2 separate regions of the Mus musculus genome follow, and region 2 is linked to region 1. The links are chromatin loops, found by intact Hi-C in ENCODE. Cell type or tissue: heart. All regions are shown on one strand.

Evidence for each region. Peaks named below come from ENCODE experiments on the same cell type or tissue, not always from the same donor. Only the 100,000 strongest peaks of a DNase experiment are listed, where the experiment ranks them.
Region 2: it touches region 1 in a loop (7-fold over the local background); 1 of 42 quality-filtered maps calls a loop at or near these places.

The regions. Positions count from the first base shown.
Region 1 is chr5:34,658,287-34,663,286 of GRCm38, forward strand. It overlaps Nop14 (NOP14 nucleolar protein), which reads right to left and starts at 1,862. Exons shown (of 18, transcript NM_029278.2): 1 at 1,565-1,862. The coding sequence starts at 1,759. Grk4 (G protein-coupled receptor kinase 4) reads left to right here and starts at 2,093. Exons shown (of 16, transcript NM_019497.2): 1 at 2,093-2,718. The coding sequence starts at 2,667. In heart, no CTCF peak of the experiment used is centred here; a DNase peak (open chromatin) is centred at 1,965; H3K4me3 peaks cover 2,787 bases; H3K27ac peaks cover 2,274 bases.
Region 2 is chr5:33,780,489-33,785,488 of GRCm38, forward strand. Letm1 (leucine zipper-EF-hand containing transmembrane protein 1) reads right to left here and starts at 2,229. Exons shown (of 14, transcript NM_019694.2): 1 at 1,986-2,229. The coding sequence starts at 2,064. In heart, a CTCF peak has its summit at 1,940; a DNase peak (open chromatin) is centred at 2,333; H3K4me3 peaks cover 1,763 bases; H3K27ac peaks cover 1,620 bases.

The DNA.
Region 1 (5,000 bases):
TTGTATTTTTTATAATGCATGCATTGAACCACATACAGGACATACACAGGACAGTGTCAGCTCCTTGCAGTATGGATATTTTACCCAATTCAAAAGAAATTTCCTGCTGGGCAGTGGTGGCGCACACCTTTGATCCCAGCACTTGGGAGGCAGAGGCAGGCGGATTTCTGAGTTCCAAGTCAGCCTGGTCTACAGAGTGAGTTCCCAAGACAGCCAGGGCTACACAGAGAAACACTGTCTCGAAAGAGCAAAAAGAAAAAGAAATTTCCTTACAAAGTTACAATGCGATTCCCTTTAAGGACAGACCCAGATGTGATCAAATACCATAGTGGTGAGGTTATTATTTATTTATTTATTATTTATAATATAAATGTATTAAAAATAAAATTTAAATTAAATTTAAAATAAAATTAGTAATTAAGTTTTTTTAAAAAAGAAATTTCCTTCAATCTAAAGATCTCATGTAAACTGGATCCTTTGTAACAAAGTACAGATTTGTAGCTGTGAAGGGCAAAGGCTAGGTCTTACTTATCCCCTTTACAAACATTACCAATAAGTCTAACCTATTAATTTTCTCAAAGTAACCATGAATTGCCTTTTACTTACTCATTTCTTTTATTTATTTTTTGAGACTCAACTGGAAGTTTTGAGTCTCACCATAAAGCCCTTAAACTCAGAGATCCACCTGTCTCCGATTCCCCAGAGATTAAAGCCACAGCACAAACGGCACTCACAAACTTTTATTTTTTAAAGTCAAACGAACGTCAGCAGTTACATAGAGAATGCCATTTGTTGAACTGGTTTTGAAAGGAAGGTACAATATACTCTTGAGATGGGGCCATAAGAACAAGGATGGAAGCTATGAGGTTATCCCCAAAAGGTACTATTCCAGTGACTTCCCAAGGGACAAGCTCATGAAATTCAGAGGAAGGACAATTTCCAAACATTCAAAGAGCATACTCTGTAAACCCTATCCACGGGACGAATACTGTCATGGTCAAAGCATACAGAGCAGTGGTACAGGGCAGCTCAGAGCTCAGAAGAGATTGACTCTTAGGCCCTAAAAGCTCCAAGAAGAGTCAAGAAGAATGTATACCTGGAAGATCCCAAGGAGGAAGGGTTTCCAGAGGAAGCGCATTCGATATCAAGCAAAGGAGAGGCAGTGTTATGCCTCAGTCCTGATCGTTTTGCTGGCTAGTTTAAGGCAAACTTGACACAAAGTATAGTCATCAGAAAGAAGGGAATTTCAATTGGAAAAAAATACTTTCATAAGACCGGGCTGCAAGCAAGCCCAAAGAGCATTTTACTAATTAGTGATTGACCGCGGAGGGCCCACCTATGTGCTAGCAGCGGTCCTAGGTTCTTTAAGAAAGCAGGCTAAGCAAGCTATAGAGAGCAAGCCAGTAAGCAGCACCCCTCATGACTTCTACATCAGCTCCTGCCTCTAATTTCCTCAATGATGGAAATATATAAGTGTAAGCCAAATAAATCTTTTTCTCCCCAAATGGCTTTCACTAGCCACTGGGCATAGTACGCAGAACCTGGGTAGAGCCTATCCCCTCACCTTCCTGATGGCACGAGCGCGGGACACCCCGGGCAGGCCCACATCGTGGCGCGTCTTCCTGCCAAGGATCTGGAACTTCTGCCGGTTGACTTTCACTTCAAATGGGTTTGGGTTAGTTTTCGCCGGGCCTCCGGACGCCCCTGCGGGCGCTTTGTGGACCTGCCTCCGCGCCCCAGTCCGCTTGGCTTTCCCCATGACATTCACTCCGCCACACTTTGGACGACAGTGCGTACAGACCAAGCAGTTCAAGAAACTCGTGCATAGGATGCTGATGTAAAACCACGCCCAGCTTCGTCTCGCGATGAGTGCGTCAGCTTCCCGTATTTCGCGAGAAGTACACAAGTCCTGGATGACACTAAACAGGCACTACAGTTTACTGGATTAAAGACTACAACTCCCAGGAGGCCACACTTCCTCGACTTCCTGGCGCTGGGCCTTATGGGATCTGTAGTGTCCCGAGAGCCGCCACAGTATCCTCAGACGCCGCCCCGAGGGGAGCTCTCGGGCTCCCTCTGGAGGAAAACCGTTAGCCGGGGCCCAGCTGTCTTGCGAGTTAACTGGCGGCTGCGGCTGCCGCTGCTGGAGCTGTCGCCGTCGCCGCTGGAGACCGCTCTCGAGTTTGTAAGCTCCTCGGTAGGGTAGGGCGCGGCGAAGGTTGAGTGCTGCCCAGGACCCGGCGCTGAGGAGAGAGTTACGCGCCCTGGGCCTGGGCGATGATGCTGAGAGGAGCTCGAGCTACCGCGCGCCGGCGCCGATAGCGGAAGCCCCTTGCCGGGACAGCAACAGAGCTGGAACCCGTAGCGAGCCTACCCGTGTCCCATCTCCGCGGCGACCGCGACGGCGACAGCGACGGCGACGACGGCAGCGCTCCTGTTGGCAGTTGTGGCGACCCCGGAGGAGGCGGAGGAAGAAGCGACAGAGACGGTCGCTGTCGCGGAGGGCCACCGTCCAGAAGCCGCGTTCCTCAAAGGACAAGGGATGCCCCGAGGCTTCTGCCGCGGGTTTAGGATCTCCTTCCCCGCAGCCTTCCCCGTCTCCATTGCCTCGACTCCGAAAAGTTCGACGTCGGAAACCGCGGCAGCGACGGCGCAGGACAGCGATCATGGAACTCGAGAACTTCGTGGCCAACAATCTGTTGCTGAAGGCCCGTCTAGGTGGGTGCACCCCGGGCTCCCCGTCTCCCCGAAGGTAGCGCCTCCTAGGAACTTTAACCTTGGAGAGAATCCTGATTCCTTGGTACCTTATTGTCTAATAAGGGAGTTTTGATTCTACTGGAACCAATTCTGGATTGGAGCTGCAGCTTAGCGGGTGTCAGTCAGTGATCCTGGGCTAACTTTTGTTGTTTTGAAACAGTAGCGCTAGCCTAACAGGCACAAGGGGCTGATTGAGTTCCATCTCACTCTCAGCGCTGCTAATCTGAAAGACAGAGTATGGAAAGTTATGCATTGCACACTTTCTAGGATTACCCAGGCAAAGGTTCCATGGGAAGTAGACGCTATTAAGAAGCTTCAGTGTGTTCACCTCACAGAATGTGAAGTATATTCTTTGAGAAAAACCAGTGAGTAACAGATGTTTTTGATTTTTCTTTTTGTTCCTTTTAAAAATTGATTTTAGCCGGGCAGTGGTGGCGCATGGTGGCACACGCCTTTAATCCCAGCACTCGGGAGGCAGAGGCAGGTGGATTTCTGAGTTGGAATCCAGCCTGGTCTACAAAGTGAGTTCCAGGACAACCAGGGCGACACAGAGAAACATTGTCTCGAAAAACCAACCAACCAACCAAACAAACAAAAAACCCCACAAGTCCATTTACGTTCCAAGTGATTTTCAGGAAGAAGAATCTTAATTGGACAATATAACTATTTTCAATATGGGAAGCCCTAACAAGAAACATTGTCAGAAATTTCTTATAGTGAGTGGTGTCCAGAATTGAATACCAAACTAAGGGCTTTGAAACCCCTGTGAGCAAGGAGCAGAGAGAGGAGGCTTGAAGCAGGAAGATCCTCTGTGCAATGGCAGTCTAGGCTCCATAGTCTGCGAACTATGGAGTAGACTATGAGTTCTACTATAGTAGAACTATGGAGACTAGAGCTATCATCAAAGAAACAAACAAATGAAAGAAAAGACATTACTCTGTCAGTATTTTTGAATTAATACTATTATTCAAAATAATACTGTTTTGAGGGGCTGGCAAGATGGCTCAGTGGTTAAGAGTGCTGACTGCTCAACCATCCGTAATGAGATCTGACGCCCTCTTCTGGTGTGCCTGAAGACAGTTACAGTGTACTTAACGTAGAATAATAAATAAATCAATAAATCTTCTGGCCAGATCGAGGGGGTTCAATTTCCAACAACCACATGATGGCTCACAACCATCTGTACACCTAGTGTACTCATATACATAAAATAAATATTTTTTTTAAATCCCCTTCAAGGACTAATTGGAATTTGGAGTGAGAAACAACATGAACAGTCGAATGTTCTACTGAAAGAGAAGCAAGTGCATACTTCTGAGTCTTTCCTAACTGCCTTAAGAGAAAACCAAGACCTGGTTCTCTTCCCACTCATTCTTACTTTTTCTATTCAAAACAGTATTTTTTTAAAGTTTTTATTTATTATATGTAAGTACACTGTAGCTGTCCACAGATACTCCAAAAGAGGGCATTAGATTTCGTTACGGATGGTTGTGAGCCACCATGTGGTTGCTGGGATTTGAATTCGGGACCTTCGGTAGAGCAGTGAGTGCTCTTAACTGCTGAGCCACCTCTCCATTCCCTTGAAGGGATTTCTTTTTTTTTTTTTAAGATTTATTTATTTTTATTATATGTAAGTACACTGTAGCTGTCTTCAGACACTCCAGAAGAGGGAGTCAGATCTCATTACGAGTGGTTGTGAGCCACCATGTGGTTGCTGGGATTTGAACTCCGGACCTTCGGAAGAGCAGTCGGGTGCTCTTACCCACTGAGCCATCTCACCAGCCCCTTGAATGGATTTCTTAATGGAAATAAAATCTAATCAATTTTAGGTTTTTCTCTTCTTTCTACCTTCATATCTGGTTACAGTGTCTGAGAACAGGGAATATTGCATTAGGTTTTATTATAATGATGTAGATAATTTTAAACCCCACAAAAACCTGGGTTCAATCACCAGGATTCATGCAAAAAGCCAGGGCATGGTGTTTATAATCTCAGCCGTGGGAAACAAAGACAAATGGGTAACACGCACACGCGCGTGTGAGAAGTCAAAGAACAAATTCGAGGGCTTGGTTCTCAGCCCTTCACTGACTGATCTTAGCTTGAGTGGCAGGGATAGAAATTAAAAACTAGAAGTTGGGTGTATCAGAGGTAGAACATTTGACTAACCTGTGTAAGGCTCTGATTAAATCCCCAGCACCATAGAGAAACGGGGATGCGGGGAGAGACAAGCAAAGCCTGCTATC
Region 2 (5,000 bases), 880 kb before region 1:
CAGTTTATCACAAAGGACACAAGTGAGTAGTCAGAGGAGACATGGGATATGACCAGGAGAGACCTGAACAAGGCAGGTTCTTTTTGCAGTATTCTTTCCTCGGGCCCACTGACCACTCTCTACTCCCCGCCTCTCTGGAGGCCCCACTTCTCTTCTCAGGCAGGTAGAAAGAGCTCCTTATGAGTAACAAACCCATTGATATCTATCACTCCCAAAGCTTTAGGAGTGTCAGACCCAGGGAGAAAGACTAAACGTCTTTGCCTAATTTTCTGATTTACTCCTGGCTTCCAGGAGACCTTTACTTCTTCCCAAGCAATGTCCTTCCCCTGGCATTCATGCAAAGCCTCCAGGTCGAGTGCACCTCGCAGCTGTCAAAAGCTGCAGGAACTTGTCTCACTCCAAGCCAGTCCTCTTTTGCCTACCTGAGCCTTGACTAGTCCTAACAGGTTTACAATATGGCATGGTAGCCTCTAGACTGGATGCTCTCCCACACACCCCAGGATCATTCAATCCCGCTTCCACATACCAAGTGTCTTCCTCTCACCAAGAACAGCACAGAAAGGGGAAAGGAAAGGATCTTCAGGGTGGACACTTGGCAAGCACACTTCCGCTGGGGAACCAGGTCAACTCAACATCAACAAGAGTAGCTGTGGGGCCTTGGCTTCATGAGATGAGCAAGGCACACTTAAAACCTCTCCAGGAACCCATCAGCAGAACACCAAAAGAGAAATCTTACAACACACCTGACCTAAGCACTCCTCAAAACTGTCAAGGTCATGGAAAGCAAACATAACCTGAGAAACGGTTACAACTTGAAGAGCCAAAAGGACAAATGTAATGTGGTGCCATGGAAAAATATAACGAGAAAATCAGAATAAAGTATGTCACACAAAAGTGAAGAAGAAGGTAAGTACTCAAGAATAAAGAACACTTTGATACAAAGTTGGCCTCAATTTATCCTCTAAGACTAAAAAGTCAGGATGTCCATCCTGTGCCTGTTGGCTCTGGGCACATCATTACAGGGAGAGCAGGGGCTTGCTACCCAGTAATGCTCTATTGTTCCACATCTAACCAGCTGACAGGAGTCTAACCACTGTCAGGGAAGCAGCATTTTTGTTCCAAGGGAACTGGGTTAACTAAAGAAAACATTCTTGTGCCTGGAATAATAACACACACACACAATATCAACTAATTTGAAAGCCATAAACATGCCAGAGAAATAAGAAAAGGCAGAAGTACATTATGGTATCCTGAACAAGTCAACAGGTAGACAGCGCTTATAGCAGAGACAGCTTGAAAAACCACACCAAACCCAGGGACACTCTGCTCTTTCCACGCATCCTAACTGGTTTTGCTGTTTGTTTTTAAGACTGGATCTTGTGCCCTGCCTGGCCTGAAATTTTAAATGGTCTGGAGTTCAGAGATTCACATGCCTCTGTTTCCAGGGTGCTGGGGGTAAAGGTGTGTGCCCCCATGCCTGGCTCCACACCATACCCGACTCTCCAATACTGTTAAGGTGACAAGAACTGTACTTCTACCAAGAAACCATAAGGTCTTGGGTCCCACTCTCACAGGCTGTTTCAACCTTACAAATAGGACACATATAAGTTTCCTTGGAAAGCACGGTCATCAGCCACCCCACCCCAGGGAGTGGCCCACTAAGCTGGCATCAACCACAACCCAATCTCCTTGTCCCAGAGTTCTGGCTTCCAAGCCTGAACTGGCCAAAGGGCAGGACAGGGCTCGATTCATCTTCGAGGGGAGCGGCAGGGAAGCCACGGCCCTAAGGAACTTTCTCAGCGCCTCGGTCGGCAGCAGTGACCTGCGGCGACCTGGGCAACTAAGGTCACAGGAAGCTGTCCAGCACAAGCGGCTCAGAGCGGCCCGGTGCTTGTCATTGCCGCGCTGCCTCGGGGCACGGAAGGGGGCGTCCCGCGCTGGCTCCCGGTCGCCCACAACAGGTCGTTTGCGCAGCACCAGCTTACCCCGCGGGGAGGCGGCCCGAGGTGGCGCGAGGCGGGCAGGCCCCCGGCCCCGGCAGCTCCTGAGCAAGATGGACGCCATGCGCCCGCCGCGGCGGCGTTCTATAGCTGCCTCAGCTTCCTCGGCGGATCTTGGCCGTCCCGGCGCCTGGGCCCAGCCCGCGCGGACGGTTGACGGCAGAGGTTGGCTCCGGCAGCAAGCGCTCAGCTCAAGGACCCGGCATCCGCAGCGGCCATGTCCCGGCACAAACGTCCGTAGGCGCGGGGCGGAACAGGCCTGGCCGGCACGGCTCCCATTGGCCCTGCGGCACCCGCCCTGGCCAGGTGAGGGGCGAGCCCGCCCAACAGACTACAAGGCCCAGCGTGCATCCGGGAGGCTTGCCTCTCCCGACTACAAGTCCCAGCGTGCGCCGAGTCTTGGGTTTTCTTGATGAGCTCAGATCTATCTGGAGTTCCTCTTGCATCTTAGCAGTGCCTAGCTTCTGATTTGGGGCTGCGGGCACAGAGGCGGCAAAAGAACTGGCATCTATTTTCATAACTACTAAGCCCTATATTATACTAGCCCATAGCAGATGGCTCATGGGACTTTAAGGAAGGGTGGTGGGTAGGGAACATAACTCTGCGAGGCTGTTAATTGGTCCCACCTCCTTGCTTCGCGTCAGGACGAGCAACCTTAGTAGTGGGCTGCACTCCTGGCAGGTCCCCTCTATGGTAGCTCACAGCCACCCCTGCCCACTCCAAAATAGACCTGGCAGCATCCTCTTCTTTAAAGGGTGGTGGCTGGAATGGCAGGCTTCAGGATTGTGGAAACCCAGGACTATACACACTCTGGTGCTCCAGAGCAGCCACCCTCTCCACAGATCTGTATCCCGACCCAGGGACACCAGACCGTTCCTGGAGACTTCCCTCACTGCTTTCCACCTCCTGCCTTTGTGGAATGCCTTTTCCGTTCCTTCTACGTTCCTGTGGGAGTGAACTCAGAATAGTAGGTGAAGATCTTCAGTATGAGGTTAATGCATTTTTTTTTTTTCTGATGAACAGGTGCTCAAGTCCTAATTCCAGCTGGCTCCCAGCGAGGACGCTTCACTAGTATCCCAGCACAGCCCATTGGGAAGAAGTAACCTATCTGGTCATTTTCTGAATCAGAACCTAAAAGCTGGGCCAGTGTAGGCCAGAATCCCTATCTCAGGACTCAGGTGGCAGAGAATCTCCTAAGACGTTTGGAACCTCTCTTGTGCACACGGTAATGTACATTGTGGGCATCAGATACAGAATTAAGTCAAGTGTAGGGATTCCCTGAAAGGGCTGATGACCTAAACCAAAGAACTGAAGTTTCTTAGCCAAGCTGAGAAACTTCCACCAATAAGAACACTTGCCTGACCAAAGAGGAGGAGGAGGAGGAAAGCAAAGCCAAGCCAAAGTAGTAATGACAACTGAGGAATACCGAATGGCTGAGAAGCACCTAAAGAAATGTTCAACATCCTTAATCATCAGGGAAATGCAAATCAAAACAACCCTGAGATTCCACCTTACACCAGTCAGAATGGATAAGATCAAAACCTCAGGTGACAGCAGATGCTGGTGAGGGTGTGGAGAAAGAGGAACACTCCTCCATTGCTGGTGGAATTGCAAGTTTGTACAACCACTCTGGAAATCAGTTTGGCAGTTCCTCAGAAAATTGGACATAGTACTACCTGAGGACCCAGCTATACCACTCCTGGTCATATACCCAGAAGATGATCCAACATGCAATAAGGACACATGCTCCACTATGTTCATAGCAGCCTTATTTATAATAGCCAGGAGCTGGAAAGAACCCAGATGTTCTCAACAGAGGAATGGATACAGAAAATGTGGTACATTTACACAATGGAGTACTACTCAGCTATTAAAAACAATGAATTCACCGGGCACTGGTGGTGCACGCCTTTAATCCCATCATTTGGGAGGCAGAGGCAGGCAGATTTCTGAGTTCCAGGTCAACCAGGGCTACACAGAGAAACCGCCTCAAAAAAACAAAAAAACAAAAACAAAAAACCAACCAACCAACCAAACAAACAAACAAAAACTCCAAAACAATGAATTCGTGAAATTCTTAGGCAAATGGATAGAACTAGAAAATATCATCCTGAGTGAGGTAACCAAATTGAAAAAGAACACACATGATATGCAGTTGCTGATAAGTGGATATTAGCCCAAAAGCTCCAAATAACCAGGATATAATTCACAGATCACATGAAGCTCAATAAGAAGGAAGACCAAAGTATGGGTGTTTCAGTCCTTCTTAGAAGGAGAACAAAATACTCATAGGAGCAAATATGGAGATGAAAGTGTTGAGCAGAGACTGAAGGAAAGGCCACCCAGAAACTGTCTCACCTGGGGATTCATCCCATACACAGTTACCAAATCCAAACACTATTGTGGATGCCAAGAAGTGCATGCTGAAAGGAGCCTGATATGGCTGTTTCCTGAGAGACCCTGCCAGAGCCTTACAAATACAGAGGCAGATGTTCACAGCCAACCATTGGATGGAGCACAGGGTCCCCAATAGAGGAGTTAGAGAAGGGACTGAAGGAGTTGAAGGGGTTTGCAAGGAAGAACAACAATATCAACCAACCAGACCCCCACCCCAGAACTCCCAGGGACTAAGCCATCAACAGAGGAGTACACATGGCTCTAGCTGAATATGTAGCAGAGGATGGCCTTGTCATGCATCAATGGGAGGAGAGGTCCTTGGTCCTAGGAAGGCTTTATAGATGCCCCAGTATAGGGGAATGAAAGACAGGGAGGTGGAGGCGGATGGGTGGGTAGAGGAACACCCTCATAGAAGCAGGAGGAGGGAGGATAGGATAGGGGGTTTCCAGGAGGGAGGTGTACTGGCTAGTTTTGTGTCAACTTGACACAGCTGGAGTTATCACAGAGAAAGGAGCTTCAGTTGAGGAAATGCCTCCATAAGATCCAACTAACTGTAAGGCATTTTCTCAATTAGTGGTCAAGGGGGAAAGGCCCCTTGTGGGT